Linked DNA regions of Mus musculus: region 2 is linked to region 1. Evidence: chromatin loops called from intact Hi-C (ENCODE). Cell type or tissue: gastrocnemius. All regions are shown on one strand.

Region 1 (8,000 bases):
TATGTTCCCTAATAATTATGGACTTTAGCTCTATTTTGTATCTGTAATCTCTGTCTACCTAATCAGACCGTAAACATTTCAAGGACAGAAACGTTTCATCGCCCGTGCCCAGTTTCAGATGCTTGCCTAGAACCAGCACAGCTAATGCTCACAGCAAAACTTCTTTGCTATTTCTGGTGAGAAAAAAAAATGTGAGTTTAGTCATGAATCAATATGTGTTAAGAACTCATAGTCAAAATGGTTCCAAACTGGCATTGGCCACTGCACCTATTGCATACTAGTGAGAGTTGCATGTTCTTCTGCACTGAGAAAAGGATCATGAAACTCTGTCCTGAGGGCTCAGTATCTGACAGGAGTTGCGACATATACCGGTCAGGGAAAGGAAACAGCTCCCCTCGAACTTGGGTTTCTGCATTCAGTTTGTTGCTCAGGGGCAATGATAAGAACTTAGGTGCTCCAGGCACAAACACAACAGGCCACAGAATAAAGGGAAGCCAGTGAAATGGCTCAGCATTTAAGAGCAGTGATTACTCTAACAGAGGAGTAAGCTTGGTTCACGGTACCCACATGGCCGCTCATTCAACTACCTTACCTTCAGTTCCGGGAGATCTTCTGGCCTCCATGGCCACAGGCACACACATGCATCCAGGCAAAACACATGTACACACCCCAGCCCCCTCCTGACCATCCCTAAACCTCATGTTAGTGAAGAAGAAACCAGAAAGCTGTGTGAAATGGGAGTTACAGAGATGAGGAGCAGAGGAGTATAGAGAGGGGATCTGGATGTGTGATTAGTCCTGTGTGACCACGGGTATGACAGCAGATCACTACTCTGTCAGATACTGAGCCCTCAGGACAGTTTCATAATCTTTTTTTCTCAGTGCAAAATAACATGCAACTCTCAATAATATGCACTAGGCACAATGTCCAGTGTCACTGGGGCAGCCACACAGAGCTTCAGCCCCTTCTGTGTTATCCTCTTTGTTCTGAGAAAACCTTTACCTTATTACATAAACTTGTAAGAGAAAAATCAGACTCATCCTATTTTGAACTAATTATTTCCATCAACAGCTTTGTAAATTGACTTTTCAAATATAATTCTAAGTGCAATCCTCATTTTTTTTTTTAAAAAGTTTAAGACAAATATGGGACACTGTTTACATGGTCTTAGAAATCATAAACTGTAGGTATTTGCCTTTTTGAGATAAGCTATAAACACTTTATTTTCCTCTCATTATTGACTTAAAAGGAGTACAAATGTTAGACTTCCGTATCAACTGCCTGTTATTTATACTTTTTAATTTTACAGATAAAGCTTGCCCTCAGATCCACAAAGCCAGTAGTGCATCTCTGGCGTAAGTTCCCTGTTGCCAATGATCAAGAACAAAGCAGTCTCGGGAAAGGCAGTACTTGCCTGATCATCCTCGACATGCCATAAATCCATCTTGCTTACAGCGGAATGTGGCTAAGTTAATAACTATTGACTGAGGCCCTGCTGAGTTTGAAAACTGACCACAAATTTTAAAGCACCTATTGCACTATGTAGGAACACATTTTTGGTACCATCAAATTTCTTATTGAAGTTGTACGTCTCATGTGTGTTATTTATCTGCTCAGAGGAGATAAACAGTGAGTATATCACAACCTGAAATGACAGTGACAAGTCTGCAATGTGTAACAGAACCCACTCCTGCTCCACAGTGGAAATTTACACTTGTGAACAAAGCCGAGGAAGCTTCCAGCTGGAGAGGAAAGCTATATACCTGTAAATAATCCGGGCAACACTAACACTGGGGCATAAAAGCACAATTTATGTCCCAGTAGCAAAGGGAAACACCGTGTACATCGTTTTCAGATCATCTCCATGCAGAGGAAATTCATTAGTCAGCTATAATAGTTGAGCTATAAAGGAAAATAACGTTCTGCTGAATCCATTTGCATGGCAATGTGTGTGTGTGTGGCTGGCTGCTGGAAGCGACAGAATAAACCTCCACCCAATGCTACAAAATGCTGACAGTCTTCCTAAAATTCTGTCTATATTCTATCCAGTTACAGCGTTTACAATCTCCTCATAGTCATGGACCGTTTTAACTTGGCCATTAGAGCCTCCTGATTATTTTGCTTAAGAAAGTTGACAATTTTTCATTCTGCCCCAGAGCTGCTTTGAACAGAAGCCTGTGATAAGGGAAAAGCCACTGGACGAGCATTCATGCGTGAGCCCCTAGAACCCCTGCCAACTGCCAAATTAGCAAATGGCTCTTCTAAACATAAAAAGGTAGGAAATGGGAAACCACAGTTTGGAATAAATTCTGCATTGTACTTTCTTTGGTCTTTTAATAATTACACCGCTACTAGCCAGACTACCTGACCTCTGGTTATAATGTATTTCACCTCCACTGAGTCCCAGGAAAAAAAAAAGATAAAGTGGGATAGAAAATGATGGATCACACCCTCCGTGTGTTTGCCAGGAATAAAAAATTCAGACCATCCCAGAAACACCTGCCCTTGAGAAAGACACCCCCACCCCCTCCTCGCGCGCTCCCTCAAGGCAGATAAAGCAAGACTAGGAACAAGGAAATAGCTGGGCTCAAACCTTGCCGGCTGTATCACCCTGGACAGGGTGACCGATCCCTTCTGTAAGGGCTGAGTCAGATCCCAGAGGTGAAACTTGCAGAGCTACAGCAGCCCTGGAGCACCTAATGCTCTTGGCGCCCCTGAGTCACACAGGTGGCCGTCAACAACACTCCTTCTAAAGCGACAAGCTCAATTCTAGTTTGCACCTCCCCGACCCCATACCTTCAGTTTCCTAAGCCCCCGGGCTCGCACCCACCTCGGTGGTCTTGTCCTCCAGAGCAGTAGCCAGTTCCCTTAGTGGAACAAAGAAAGCAGAGGGGCTGGGAGAGGCTGGGTGCCTGATCGACGCGGCTGGAGTTTGTACCTTGGGGTGCCCGGAGCGCGCGGCGCCGAAGTCAGCCGGCTGGGGACCACCCGCGCGCTCCGCCCTTCTCCAGCGAGTCAGCGGTCGCCCAGCATCTGGCTCCGCACAGGGTCACCCGGGCTCGGACGCTGCGGGCGGCGAGGCCGTCCGGGTCACCTGCGGCCCGGGCCGAACCCCGCCGAGCGCCCTCGGACTGCTCCGCCCCTTCCCACACGCGCCCTGCCCGGCCCGTGACTCAGCCGGGCAACAGCGGCGCCCGGGCGCGTCCGGGCTGGAGGCGAAGAGACCCGGGTACCCGCCCCAGCACGTGTCTGTTCGTCCCTGTCGCTCTAGGTTTGTCCCCAACGGTCCCTCCTGGGGCCCGAGATGGGGACTGGCACCACCCTTGGAGGGTTGGGGGGGGGGGGGTTGGCGTCCCCGCCCTTCCCGCAGCCAGTACGCTTAGCCCGGGGGGTCGCACTTCCTCAAGCCCCGCCCCACCCCCCGCCCTCGGCAAGGTGAAACTTTCTAGGTGGAGAAGTTTCCCTCTCCCCAGCTATGCGCTTTCTCTTCCTCCTCCAGTTCTGGAGTCTGAAGCCAGCGCAGAGGGAGATCAGTGGCCCCGAGTCTCCCCCTCCTGGTGCTCCAAAGTCACCCGCGCAAAGCGCACGCACCCCCTGGCGCACCCCGGAGCTGCAGCCTCTCTCACGCCCGAGGTGGCGGCCCCGCACTCACCCGCGTGGACAGAGATCTAGGCGCCACGGAAACAAGGCGCTCATTGTCACAGACAATGTTGGGAGTGCATGGACGGATTGTCCCAATGATTTCATTTTGCAATCATTATCCCCCTAGTATAATTTCTCAGATTTCTGGAAGAACCCCAGGAGTTTAACCCAGGGGAGGCTTCTGGTTAATTTTCACTTTTTTTTCCTCATAGCTGGACACAGGGTAATTAAATAGACAAATGGACACAAGGCGGTTACATAGACAAATAGCAACTAACAAATCCAACACATAAGTTCAAATCTCGAATATTAAAAGAAATTGAAAAGGATTTACTTAGGAAGATTCGTTTATTAGAATCGTTTCTAAAATTTTGCATTTCCCTACAAGGATACAATAAGGTGAAAGGATCTAAGGAATCCATTGCCTTTTAGAATAGGAGTTCTTTCCAATTGTCAGAAGAGCTGATTCGATAATGGACATAGAGGTATGTATAGAAGTAACTTTGAGAGTCATTCAAGCCACAGCCACTATACAGGTGCAGGGGACACGTCTTACACACAGAGCAAAGACAAGGAAGGTCTCATACATTTCTTATAACTGCGCTATGTATGTGTTCAGTACATTACCAGACACTAGACAGAGCTATTTCAGTCCCAAGAGCAGTTTACCTCACCACTCCTCAGTTTGATGGAAAAGGAAAGTTCCTATTACAGTTTTGGAGGCCTGCACGGAATCATTTTGCAGATGAATAAAACAGCCCGTACGAATTCCTAGGAAGCTCACACAGCTGGTATTAAGAAAGCCAGGGTTAGAACCCAGTTCTCAAATCTCCTTCAAGGGTCTATACTATGTCCAGGGGTTCCAGCCAAGCAAACTTGATTCAAGCGGGTCCTTCCAAATATCACGCTATTCATGAAGGTTGTGGCTCATTCTGAAACTCTGGTGTTACTGGTTACAAGGCCCCTGGCCTTTAAAAAGCCATCTTGATTAGCTTGAAAGTTTATAACATCTTTCAATAGAAGGTGAATAGATGGATTTTACACACACACACACACACACACACACACACACACACACACACACACACACCGTAGTTGTCTAAATGAATGATTAGCGTGCTGTTTCTATTTCCTGGTTTCCATAGCAATATGTTAACTGGATTTTTTTTTTTAAACATCCCATGTAGTTGCCTTAACAGGTTTTCCAAGTTTGAGTGCTATGATTAAAAATAGAAAAACAGAACAACAGCAACAACAAAAACAATTAAAGTTGTATAAAGGCTCAGAAAAGGCAGTACAAACAAACTGAAAAGTGGATTATACATGCAAGCATTCTATTATAAGTTTTTTTAGAATAGAATTTTTCCCTGCTTTCTACTCAAGGACAAATTTCAGTTCAGTTTTAAAAAATGGCTTTAAAATTATGTTTTTGATATGTTAACCATAAACCAGAAGATATTAATAGTTTATAAAGCTAGCTAAAAAATAACATAATTAAAGGAATGACTGTAAAAGTTGTATAACTTTTACACTCTACCTGGACTCATTTATTAGGAAAAGTATTTCCCATCTTTAAAATGATAGAAGCAGATAGTTTCTAAAGATGGCAGGACACCCCCTAATTCCAAGCTTTTGCAGCCAACTTTAATTGCTCTTTGACTTTCTTAGCGTCTGTGGCATGGGTGACACATTGGATGATGAAGTTCTACTGGTATTTTCCTGACCAACCAAACCTCTGTGGCTAATACTGTTGCCTGGCTAAGCCAGCACCTGTTTCCAAGCAGATCTCCCTCCCCTGACTTCCCTTCTCAGTCTTGAAAAATTTTCTCCCAGAATCCCTTGCAACCAGTGATAGCCGCGTGATGTCTGTCACGCTGGCAGTGAAGTCCAAGGTGAAATCTGATGGTGCCTTTAGAAAGGGGTTTCGTTTCTTGCTTAAAAGAGAAGATGCAGCTGAGTTCAGAAGTAGTGTATAAAGGAGAGCTAGCCATTCGATCACCGTGGAAGAAGTTAATGCTGACACTAATGTCCATGTTTGTGGGAAAAGCAGTTTAACCAGACACTAATAGCCAGGGCTTTGTCACCTACAGTCTTTAAAGAACTCAGAATGGATTTGCTCCCTGAAATGGGAGCAAGGTGTTCCTTCCCTAAGCTGAATCTGCATAGTAGTCAGGGGTCACGAATTAGTGAGACTTTTCTCTGCTTCTTGCTAGCTAACTGTGGTAACATATGCATCCCAGCATCTGGCAAAACATCAGTGGACAAAAACTGGGAAGTTTTCTTGTCTACCAGCTTGTAGATAACACACAGAGCTAAGCTGTTACAAACTTACATCTTAACCTTGAATTGGGCCTAATAGCTTTGGTCAAGGGAGACGGGAACTGCCACCTCTTCCTCTAACTACGCTGCATCCTTTCTGACTGGCTTCGGCACATCAAAACTTGGATCTCAAGATCTTGTTACATGGTGTGCCTTTTTAAATACAAGTGGAGGTAACTTCCTTAGGACAAAGTCTTGTTGCCTGCAAGTGATGAAGGGGGCTCGCAGACACAATAGGTTTATAAAAAGGTTTTGGTTTGCTTTTTTTTTTCTTCTTACAATCCAAATCATGGTAGAAAAAGCATGGGCTCTTCGGTTTGTCAGCAACCTATAATCATCTCGTGTAACACGTGCAGATTTCGGCTCTTGACACCATGCTCCCGTTTCTGAGGAGAAACTATGACCTTGGCCTCCTTGGGTTCTTTTGTGCGTTCCGGCTCCTCAGGTTCTACACCTCCCCCTCCGTATCACTTCTGTTGCAGTGTCTAAGAAAACATTTCACCTAAACCAATAAAAGATTTAGATGATGGCCCCTTCTGCTGTTTCTGAGAGTAAATAAAATCTGGGAATGGAGGGTTTCTATTAAGTTTTGGAACACATATCATGTACATTAGAATAGTAAAAGTTCTAAAATTCAGACTGGGAGAGAAAAGAGAACAGAACAAAGAGAAAATTCTTCTTATCTTCACTCCCCCTACCATACTCCAAACTTAGTTCATTGCAGAATGCCTCCTGTGCTCTTAATACCCAGAGAAGCAATTTCCTATGAAATTAGTTCACTAGATAACCCATTTTTAGGAAACCTGACTTTAAAGGAAAGACAATGCCAGAGAAATGGAGGAATAGTTATGCCTTCGGTTGTGGATGATGGTGAGAAGTGGGTCCTTTGGGTATGCAATGCTTTGAAGTGGCTTTGATTGCCATTTACTGATGTCTGCATCTCTAAAACTGTTTTCTATTAAGACACTAAGGATGTGATCAAGCCTGTTCAACGCTAAGGACAAGAAGACTACGTGGCTACAAACTGCAGGCATCACGGTTATAACCTCAGAAGACTGAGGGAGGTGCAGGTAGAACAATTCAGAGTTTCTAACACGGTGTATGCTGTCATTTTGTTAGTCATTTGATTTACTCGGGTTAACCTAATGTTTCTGCGTTTCTCAAGCAAGGGCTTAATTTTCCTTAATAGTCATCGGCGTATTTGTCACATACTTGGATTTTTTCTTATGTCCTCATGATATACTCCAGACCATGCATCACCCTCCCCTTATACTTAGGAAATCAAGCCTCAGAGAGATCCTGCAGCTTAGCCAAGGTTACACAATTGGCCCGAGGCTGCTATTCTCATGACCGTGCCTTTCCACTATAATGAATAGAAACTGTGAGCATGAATAACAGTCATTTAACTTGGAGTGGCAGAGCCTACTGTTGCTTGTTAACTTCCTTTCTTCTCTGGCCACGAAGTCAGCTGCTACTCAGGACAAGACCATTCCTCTTCTGCTTGCCTGATCCTACCGGACTGAAGCTACAGTGAGGAGCAAAGGTGCTGGTTCCTCTGGGTTGTCCATCTGAAAAGCACTTCCCAGGCTGGAGCAAGCCCCTGGGCAGTCAGGACAGGGCAGAGATTATTTGAATTCGGAAAAAAGAAGAGGATGTTTCTTTCCCCCAATGCCTTTGTTTCAACAACTTCAGAATTTTCCCTTGGGGTGTGTATTTGTACATTTTCTGTTGCTCTGCAAATAACTATAAATAACGTATAAAGGTGGCAGCTTTCTTTTTTAATCAAAATTTAGGAAACCTTCAAGATCTGGATAGTCTCAGCTGTTTGAAAAAGTCCCATAGACTGTTTATCACAACACGGCAGAGAAACTCACAAGGATCAGACATCATGCAAAAGGGAGCAACGAATGTGTGGTATGGCCTGGTTTATAACAACTCAGTCTCAAGAGAACGGAATCTTTCTGCGACACCAGCATTAATTCCTTCTGGAACGACGGTCTCAGTAACTGCGTGCCTCAGAGGTTCCACGGGGCGGCACA
Region 2 (8,000 bases), 120 kb before region 1:
AATTAGGCTTAACAAAGAGAGGCATTTTCTTTTGTAAACTTTTCCTTAAACTGGTGCCCCTTACATTTACAACTCTTAAATTCCCCAATTTACATGCTGATTGCAATAATTTACTGCAGTCAAGATTTCTGTCATTATTCTCTCCTTCTCCTCTCCTCCCTTCTCTCCATTTCTCTTTCTCCTTTTGGGGAAAAAGGCAAAGTGTGGTGTAACTCAGGTGTACTGGCTAGTTTTGTGTCAACTTGACACAGCTGGAGTTATCACAGAGAAAGGAGCTTCAGTTGAGGAAATGCCTCCATGAGATCCAACTCTAAGGCATTTTCTCAATTAGTGATCAAGGGGGAAAGGCCCCTTGTGGGTGGGACCATCTCTGGGTTGGTAGTCTTGGGTTCTATAAGAGAGCAGGCTGAGCAAGCCAGGGGAGGCAAGCCAGTAAAGAACATCCCTCCATGGCTTCTGCATCAGCTCCTGCTTCCTGACCTGCTTGAGTTCCAGTCCTGACTTCCTTGGTGATAAACAGCAACATGGAGGTGTAAGTTGAATAAACCCTTTCCTCCCCAACTTGCTTCTTGGTCATGATGTTTGTGCAGGAATAGAAGCCCTGACTAAGACACCCAGGCTACCCTCTAGCTAGCTAGGTAGTCAAGGATGACATTGTACCCTGGTTCCTCCTGCTTCTAGCACGGAATTCTGGGGAATCTCTGTGTATAATCGCCACCATTTGTGTGATGTAGAAGATCAAACCTGGGCTTTCATGCACACTGGGCAAGCTGCCTGACACCTACATTATCATTAACCCTTGTTTTTCTTTTTTAGAAATGAAAGAGGACCTGCCGGCCTTTGTATTCCCTGCACTGTGTAACCGTAAGCCTGGAGGCACACAAATACGTTTGCAAATGTTAAATGTACCAACTTTGTACAGTCTGCAGCTTTATTAAGGGTCCTGGATGAATGATTGTGTCAGCGATCAGTAACTTTTTCTTTTGAAACAATCATTATCATTAAAGCAGGAAGATATTTTGATGGTATATTACAGGAAGAACACTGTTGATACTAGTCTGGCTCACACAATGTGAAAGACATTAATTGTATATTAACATTTTCTCCTTCCTCAACACAACCCTGGTTTTTATCCAGGTAGATTTGGGACAAGAAGAAAGGACTGCGCTTCTGACTTACCCCTAGTCCCTAGATGTAGACCCAAGACTATATTCTGGTCAAATAAGGTTTCAAGGCTCTTTAGGACGTTCTTGAACCATGCTGACCCAGTCTTTCCTCTTTGTTCCAGCAGCTCAGGAAGCCATCTGGACTATGAGATGACCTTGAGGATAGAAAACACATGTGGGGGTTTGCCTGTGATGGAAATAAAACCCCCAAAGCAGCAGGGTTGGCAAGTGGAGCTTAATGAAAGATGATGGGGCAAGGAAGGCTATGCCCTCACAAATGGATTGGAATGCATTATAGAGGGAGTGAGTTCATTATAGATGAACGTGTTTGGCCTCCTTTCTTTTTCTTGCCCTTTCTTTACCCTCCCACCACGGGATGCTGCATCAAGCAGGACCTTGCCAGATTCTGGTCCTCTTATCTCAGACTTCTCCAGAACCATTAACTAATACATTTTTTTGTCCCTTATAAATCACCCAGTCTTCCCTATTCTGTGAAGCGAAGATCCCACACATGGAGACAGTAAGGCAGAAAGATGGGAGTCTGCGTCACTGGCACACGTATCACCCCCTCCTTCATTTGACACCCTCTGGCCTTGTGTACTTGCATTGTTTCGGGTTTTCTGAGTGTATGTTTGGAACAGTTCCTGTTTTTTTTTTTTTTTTTTTTTTTTTTTAGGAACTTTCTCGATTTATAATAATGATCGCATAAGCTTATCGTCTGAGCATAGGCAGGGGTGCAGATGGTTAATGGGAAGCGGTAAACACAGGAGGAAGAATTTTCTTCTGTAGAAGAGATGACTGCTTCAGACATAATTTGCATCAGATTGGCAGTGGAAACCTTAGAATAATTTGAATGGAATAAAATACGTGAGAGGGACAGAAGAGTCCTGTCACTTGCAGTTACTTTTGTGCATTGTGACTTGATAGTGGATGGTCTTTGCTTACCCATTGCACTCAGTTGGGGTCGGTAAACCGAGCTGGAAGAAGTACAGTTTACTTCTACTTTGTAAACTCTTTAGGTGAGTAGTGGCTACATTCTTCTGCTTTTAGAGTTAACTCTATTAACACAGGGAGAGTCAAGAGGTTTAAAACATGAAAAACAATTAATTTAAGCATGCATATCTTTATTTAATCTTTCCAGATAATAGCCTTGTATTATTAGGCTGAACTAGGCAACTTTCTCAGCTCTGGACAGTGCCACAGAGCTGTGACCTTGGCTGCCTTGAGCATCTGTCCCTCAGCTCTCTGATTCGCAACACCAAATGCTGATACTGGCCTAATGGCAGACTGGTAGAAGTGCAATGGGACACGTGTCTCCTGGGGACAACAGACTCAGCAGGTTCACTCTGCTGAGCCTCTCTTCCTTAAAACAAAGCTTATTATTTAGAATACCCTCACCAAACCAAATTTGTCCATAGGCCACTGGTGAGTGGACAGCAGAGCGGGTCCAGGACCCCCGGGCCTGTACTGCTTTGAATCCTCCTGGGTTCGTTGTTAGTCCTTACTGATCAGCCAGGCCTCTGAGTACTCTGGTGTGAAAGGAAGAACAGTGTAAGTTAGGCAAGGTTAAAAACAAATGAGAAATAATTTCATTTGTGTTCCCTGTAAACAGTATTTACTGAACTTCACATATTTTACTTGAGTTGTTTTAATACTTGTCCAAATTATCACTTTGTTTTCCTATCACTTTGTATTGTTTCTATGTGGGAAGAACCATTTCCTTTTAAAAATAGTGTTATCTGTACCCTTATGAACCGGTTAATTTTCTTTCCAACGTTTTTCTTTGGGCCGTACGGATTTGACCCAACAGCGACCGCAATAACACGTTTCATCCAAAGAATGGAGCCTTTTTGGTTTTTTTTTTTTTTTTTTGTAACTTATAAAACCACCTCCTATAGTGTGAGAATGCTTGTTGTTTTTGGTAATATTTCATTTCCTCAGCAAGAATATTTTCTTCTGTTCTCCATTGTCATCAGACAAAAAAGATAAAACAATTAAATCAAGGAAACCTGGCAGGGTTGCTTTTGGAAAATAAAATGAAGTTTTGATTTAAACAAAGAGCAATGAATTGAACTGGAAAAACACGGCCCCGATTGAAGTTCAGCAGGCCTTTCATAAGCCCCCGAAACCATCTTCAGATAAGTGTTTATCTTTGAGAAAGGACGATTATTTGAGACCCAACTTTGGATGCTGAAAAGGACCAAAACCCTCCCACGAGGCCTGCTTGGGATTCCGTACACCTCCAGCCCCTGGCTCTCCCTGACTGTGTGCCACTCCTAGCTCTTAGCGCTTTGATTCCGAGTACAGAATCTTGCAGATATGAGCCTAGCAGCCACATAGAAGCAAGTGAAATCTTGGGGTTCGCTAGAAGGAATTTTATGAATTAGATGTCTTGTAAGGAGACTTTTGAAGAAAAGACATTATTGAGACAAGTGTAGCAATCATAACACAGGGGAACGGTGAAGCCCAGACACAGGGGATTGGTGAAGCCCAGACACAGGGGATCAGTGAAGCCCAGACACGGGGGAACGGTGAAGCCCAGATACCTGAACGGTGAAGCCCACCTATAGTCCGGACACACAGAATTATCCGATGCAGGATGACCCTTGAGCCTAGGACTGTAAAGCTGGCCTGAGCATCAGACAAAGACCCAAGCAATCAGCAAGTGATAATAATTTTACTGGATATTTAATATTTACAATCAAATCTGTGAGCTGTAATGAAGATCAAGGAAAATACAACGCAATATGCTTACATGACACAGAAAGCCACACAGGTTTGAGAAATTCCCCATATTAGTTTGATTTTTCTAAAATGATGAAGAAAGCCAGCGTCTGATTTCAAGATTTTTAACTTTATACAAAAGCAAAGCCAAACTCTTAACTTTAAAAAGATGTTTTTATTGGCATAACCCAATCATACACATTTTATTGTAACACTTTTATACATGAGCATAATGTATTTTGATTGTATTCACCTTTTGTCCCCTTTATTTTGTTATAATTATATTGATTATTATGTATTGTCATTATAGTTATTATTATATTTATTAATTGCAGGTAATTTTATGCTAGGGCCTTCTGTCTTGAATCTTCTTGGACTACAAAGCAGATTACAGATAACAATAAAAAAATTGAAAATGAGGGTTTCCAGTTTGGAGAATAAGGCGTAGAAAGATGCAGTGACTGATCTGGAAAAATCTGAATTCCTTATTGGGCATCGGTTCAAACCAAGTATGTATGATTCCAAAATGTGCCCAGGCAAATGAGTGTTCCCAGTGTTCCGTTCGGAACGAGAGGGAGGGGTGCTCACTCAGAGGTTGCTGGGCTCTGACTTACGACAGGATTAAGTCAGCAATATGATGGCAGAAGTTTCAAGTTTCTCCGTTTGGCTTCTTATGTAACAGACAAAATTAGGTTGGATGTGCTTGCACCACGGGGACAGCTGGGGTCAAGGAAAGTGACCACTAGAGCCAGCAATCCATCCCTGTAGTGTCGCCTGTACATGCTTAGTCCCGCCCCAGTCAGTGACGTCATCTGTGAGCCGTACTTCTGCAACAATCCCTCCCAGAACGCTGTCTGCAAGGAGGCAGCGAGTTATATTTATTACTCCAGCTTAAAAATCTTTTAAAACTCTTAAGCAGTTTGAAACTTCCATGGCAAAAGAGAACAAGAATTTTAGGAAAGTGTGACGCTTTGTAAACTTTCAGAAGTGAGCTTATTCTGTATTGGCAAATAGAAATAAGCAAGTCTGTTTTATGAGGACTTTAGGTATTTAAATACTTAAGTAAGTAATATAAAGAGTACTGGTCTGCAGCAGGGACCCTTAATGTCAAGTTCCTAGAGCAGATGTTCTCAACCTGTGGGTCACGATCCCTTCACGTAACTCACATACCAGATATCCCACAGAGCAGATATTTACTTTATGAATCATAACAGTAGCAAAATTACAGTTATATAGCAATGAAATAATTTTATAGTTGGGGGTCACCACGACGTGAGGAACTGTATTAAAGGGTGGCAGCATTGGGAAGGTTGGGAACCCCTGCTATAGAGGGAAGGGACAGCCACTTTTTTTTTTTTTTTTTTTTTACTTTTTATTAGGTATTTTCCTCATTTACATTTCCAATGCTATCCCAAAAGTCCCCCATACCCGCCCACCCACTCCCCTACCTGCCCACTCCCCCTTTTTGGCCCTGGCCTTCCCCTGTACTGGGGCATATAAAGTTTGCAAGTCCAATGGGCCTCTCTTTCCAGTGATGGCTGACTAGGCCATCTTTTGATACATATGCAGCTAGAGTCAAGAGCTCTGGGGTACTGGTTAGTTCATATTGTTGTTCCACCTATAGGGTTGCAGTTCCCTTTAGTTCCTTGGGTAATTTCTCTAGCTCCTCCATTGGGGGCCCTGTGATCCATCCATTAGCTGACTGTGAGCATCCACTTCTGTGTTTGTGAGACAGCTATATCTGGGTCCTTTCAGCAAAATCTTGCTAGTATATGCAATGGTGTCAGCGTTTGGAAGCTGATTATGGGATGGAACCCTGGATATGGCAGGCTCTAGATGGTCCATCCTTTTGACACAGCTTCAAACTTTGTCTCTGTAACTCCTTCCATGGGTGTTTTGTTCCCAATTCTAAGAAGGGGCAAAGTGTCCACACTTTGGTCTTCGTTCTTCTTGAATTTCATGCGTTTAGTAAATTATATCTTATATCTTGGGTATCCTAAGTTTCTGGGCCAATAGCCACTTATCAGTGAGTACATATTGTGTGAGTTCCTTTGTGATTGGGTTACCTCACTCAGGATGATACCTTCCAGGGGACAGCCACTCTTATCCCCGCTCTGTGTATGGGTCCCATATGCATATGGGTACGGGTATAGGGGTTTATATCTTGAGTGGGTACTTTCGGTTGGAGTTCAAAGTCACCGAGGTTTAGAGAAACCTCTGTAGTGCTGAGCTCCTCTTGAGTCATAAACAGTTCAATAAAAATGATGGGAGCTACTGAAGGATGGGCTGACACACGGGGCTTCGTTTGGGCTCCTTCCCAGGGTGGAGCATGTTTGGACTACCATACAAAGAGTTTCAGCAGGAGTCACTGTGCAGAGTCAGGCTGGGAGGAGGGAGACAGTAGTCAGAGGACATTTTCTGTCCACTTAATAGCATTTGGCCCAGTTATTTTATTTTATTTTACCATGATGATCTACTTTATAATAAAAATAAGCAAACACAACAGCACAAAGGACTGGGGGCAGAAAATCTAGGATTAGGTTTTGAATAGGCCGGTGATGTAATCACATGTATGATTTGACAGCCATGTTTTTAGTTAAAAGGAGGGACAGGCAATACACAGTGGGGAGAATGGAGAGGCCAACTGCTAGAATAATGGTGGACTACTGAGCCAAGTACAGCCAGGAGACAATATTGTAAAGCTCATATGAGTATCCACATTGCCTTCAGGTGGAAGGGTTTAGGACAAACCCCACCCAATTGTAGAATTTCAGTATGCTTGTGCTAGAGGGAGTTTTATTATTTTTTTAATCAACAGTTTAATTTAAATATTCCATAAATACACATATCCCCAGAGTAAAATTATGGGACAGATGTATAAAAGATAGCAACTTGTAAAGCATATGTGCTTTCTGAATCACAGATTAATAATAATAATTTAAAAAAACCACAACATGCACAGTGTGTGACACAGGCTGCTTTGACTTATCTACCACCCCCCCCCCCCAGTGAATCAGCCAGCCCTGATGTTTTACTTTCCATCATTTTAAGCATTCATTTACTAAACTAACAGCATCTCATTAAGTGAGACTAATCCCTGAGAGCATTACCTTAGCCCATTAGCTTCCAGACAGTCATCAATCCCATGACATTTCCCGGGATGGGATCATTACTGTTATTACTATTTATTTTGTTATTTTTATATTAAGTTCATCTTATAGGCAATATGTGTGTAGCTAGTTCTAACAGTGTATATTTTCTTTCTGAACCGTCTGCGGCGAGACTTGATGCTTCTTTACCCAGGTGTTCCCAGAGGGTTCCTGTCCCCTCACCCCCAAGCCCCCTGGTGACTACCACAGACCATCTCATTTTTACAGCATAACAAATTAGAAACAGTTCTGCTGAAGGCTGGCACTATGATATCTGGGTAGTTTTTCTTTATTGGGACTTCTGAAATTATCTCTGAGGATCATGTGACTGAAGTTGGGTTTCTTGGGGGCGGGGGACAGGCGGCCTTCACAAAGGCCCGTCGTGGGGCATTTCTTCTTTACCACTGAGGAATAAGGTGGTTGTTTAGTCACGGTCATGAGGATGGAAAGGCTCGACTCTAATGGAAGAAGCAGATGTCAAGGTAAGGACTTGGGCTGGCGGAGGGCACATAGCTAATTCCCGGCACTCAGCCTCAGAGACAGAACTAGAGATACACTGCCATGGTGGGACTCTGAGCTACCCCGTGCCAAGCTTCAGATTTGACTTTGAACACTGAAAAAATGAGGAAGGGAATAGAGTGAGCAAAACCAAAAACTAAAATAAATTAAGATAAAATAAGAGTTGACTCTAGCTGCATATGCATCAAAAGATGGCCTAGTCGGCCATCACTGGAAAGAGAGGCCCATTGGACACGCAAACTTTATATGCCCCAGTACAGGGGAACGCCAGGGCCATAAAAGGGGAGTGGGTGGGTAGGGGAGAGGGGGTGGGTGGCTATGGGGGACTTTTGGTATAGCATTGCAAATGTAAATGAGCGAAATACCTAATAAAAAATGGAAAAAAAAAAAAAAGATAAAATAAGAGACAAACAGCAGACAGGCATAAAACCACTGAGAAAAT

Evidence for each region. Hi-C counts contacts between places; a loop is a spot of excess contacts. Peaks named below come from ENCODE experiments on the same cell type or tissue, not always from the same donor. Only the 100,000 strongest peaks of a DNase experiment are listed, where the experiment ranks them.
Region 2: it touches region 1 in a loop (15-fold over the local background); 17 of 42 quality-filtered maps call a loop at or near these places.

Annotation. Positions count from the first base shown.
Region 1 is chr6:17,459,079-17,467,078 of GRCm38, reverse strand. It overlaps Met (met proto-oncogene), which reads right to left and starts at 3,122. Exons shown (of 22, transcript NM_008591.2): 1 at 2,831-3,122. In gastrocnemius, a CTCF peak has its summit at 3,561; DNase peaks (open chromatin) are centred at 2,210, 3,111 and 3,514; H3K4me3 peaks cover 2,843 bases; H3K27ac peaks cover 3,633 bases.
Region 2 is chr6:17,580,765-17,588,764 of GRCm38, reverse strand. No RefSeq gene overlaps it. Among named protein-coding and RNA genes, the nearest start is that of Gm52893, 43 kb to the right of the region's middle. In gastrocnemius, no CTCF peak of the experiment used is centred here; a DNase peak (open chromatin) is centred at 4,672; H3K4me3 peaks cover 879 bases; H3K27ac peaks cover 2,372 bases.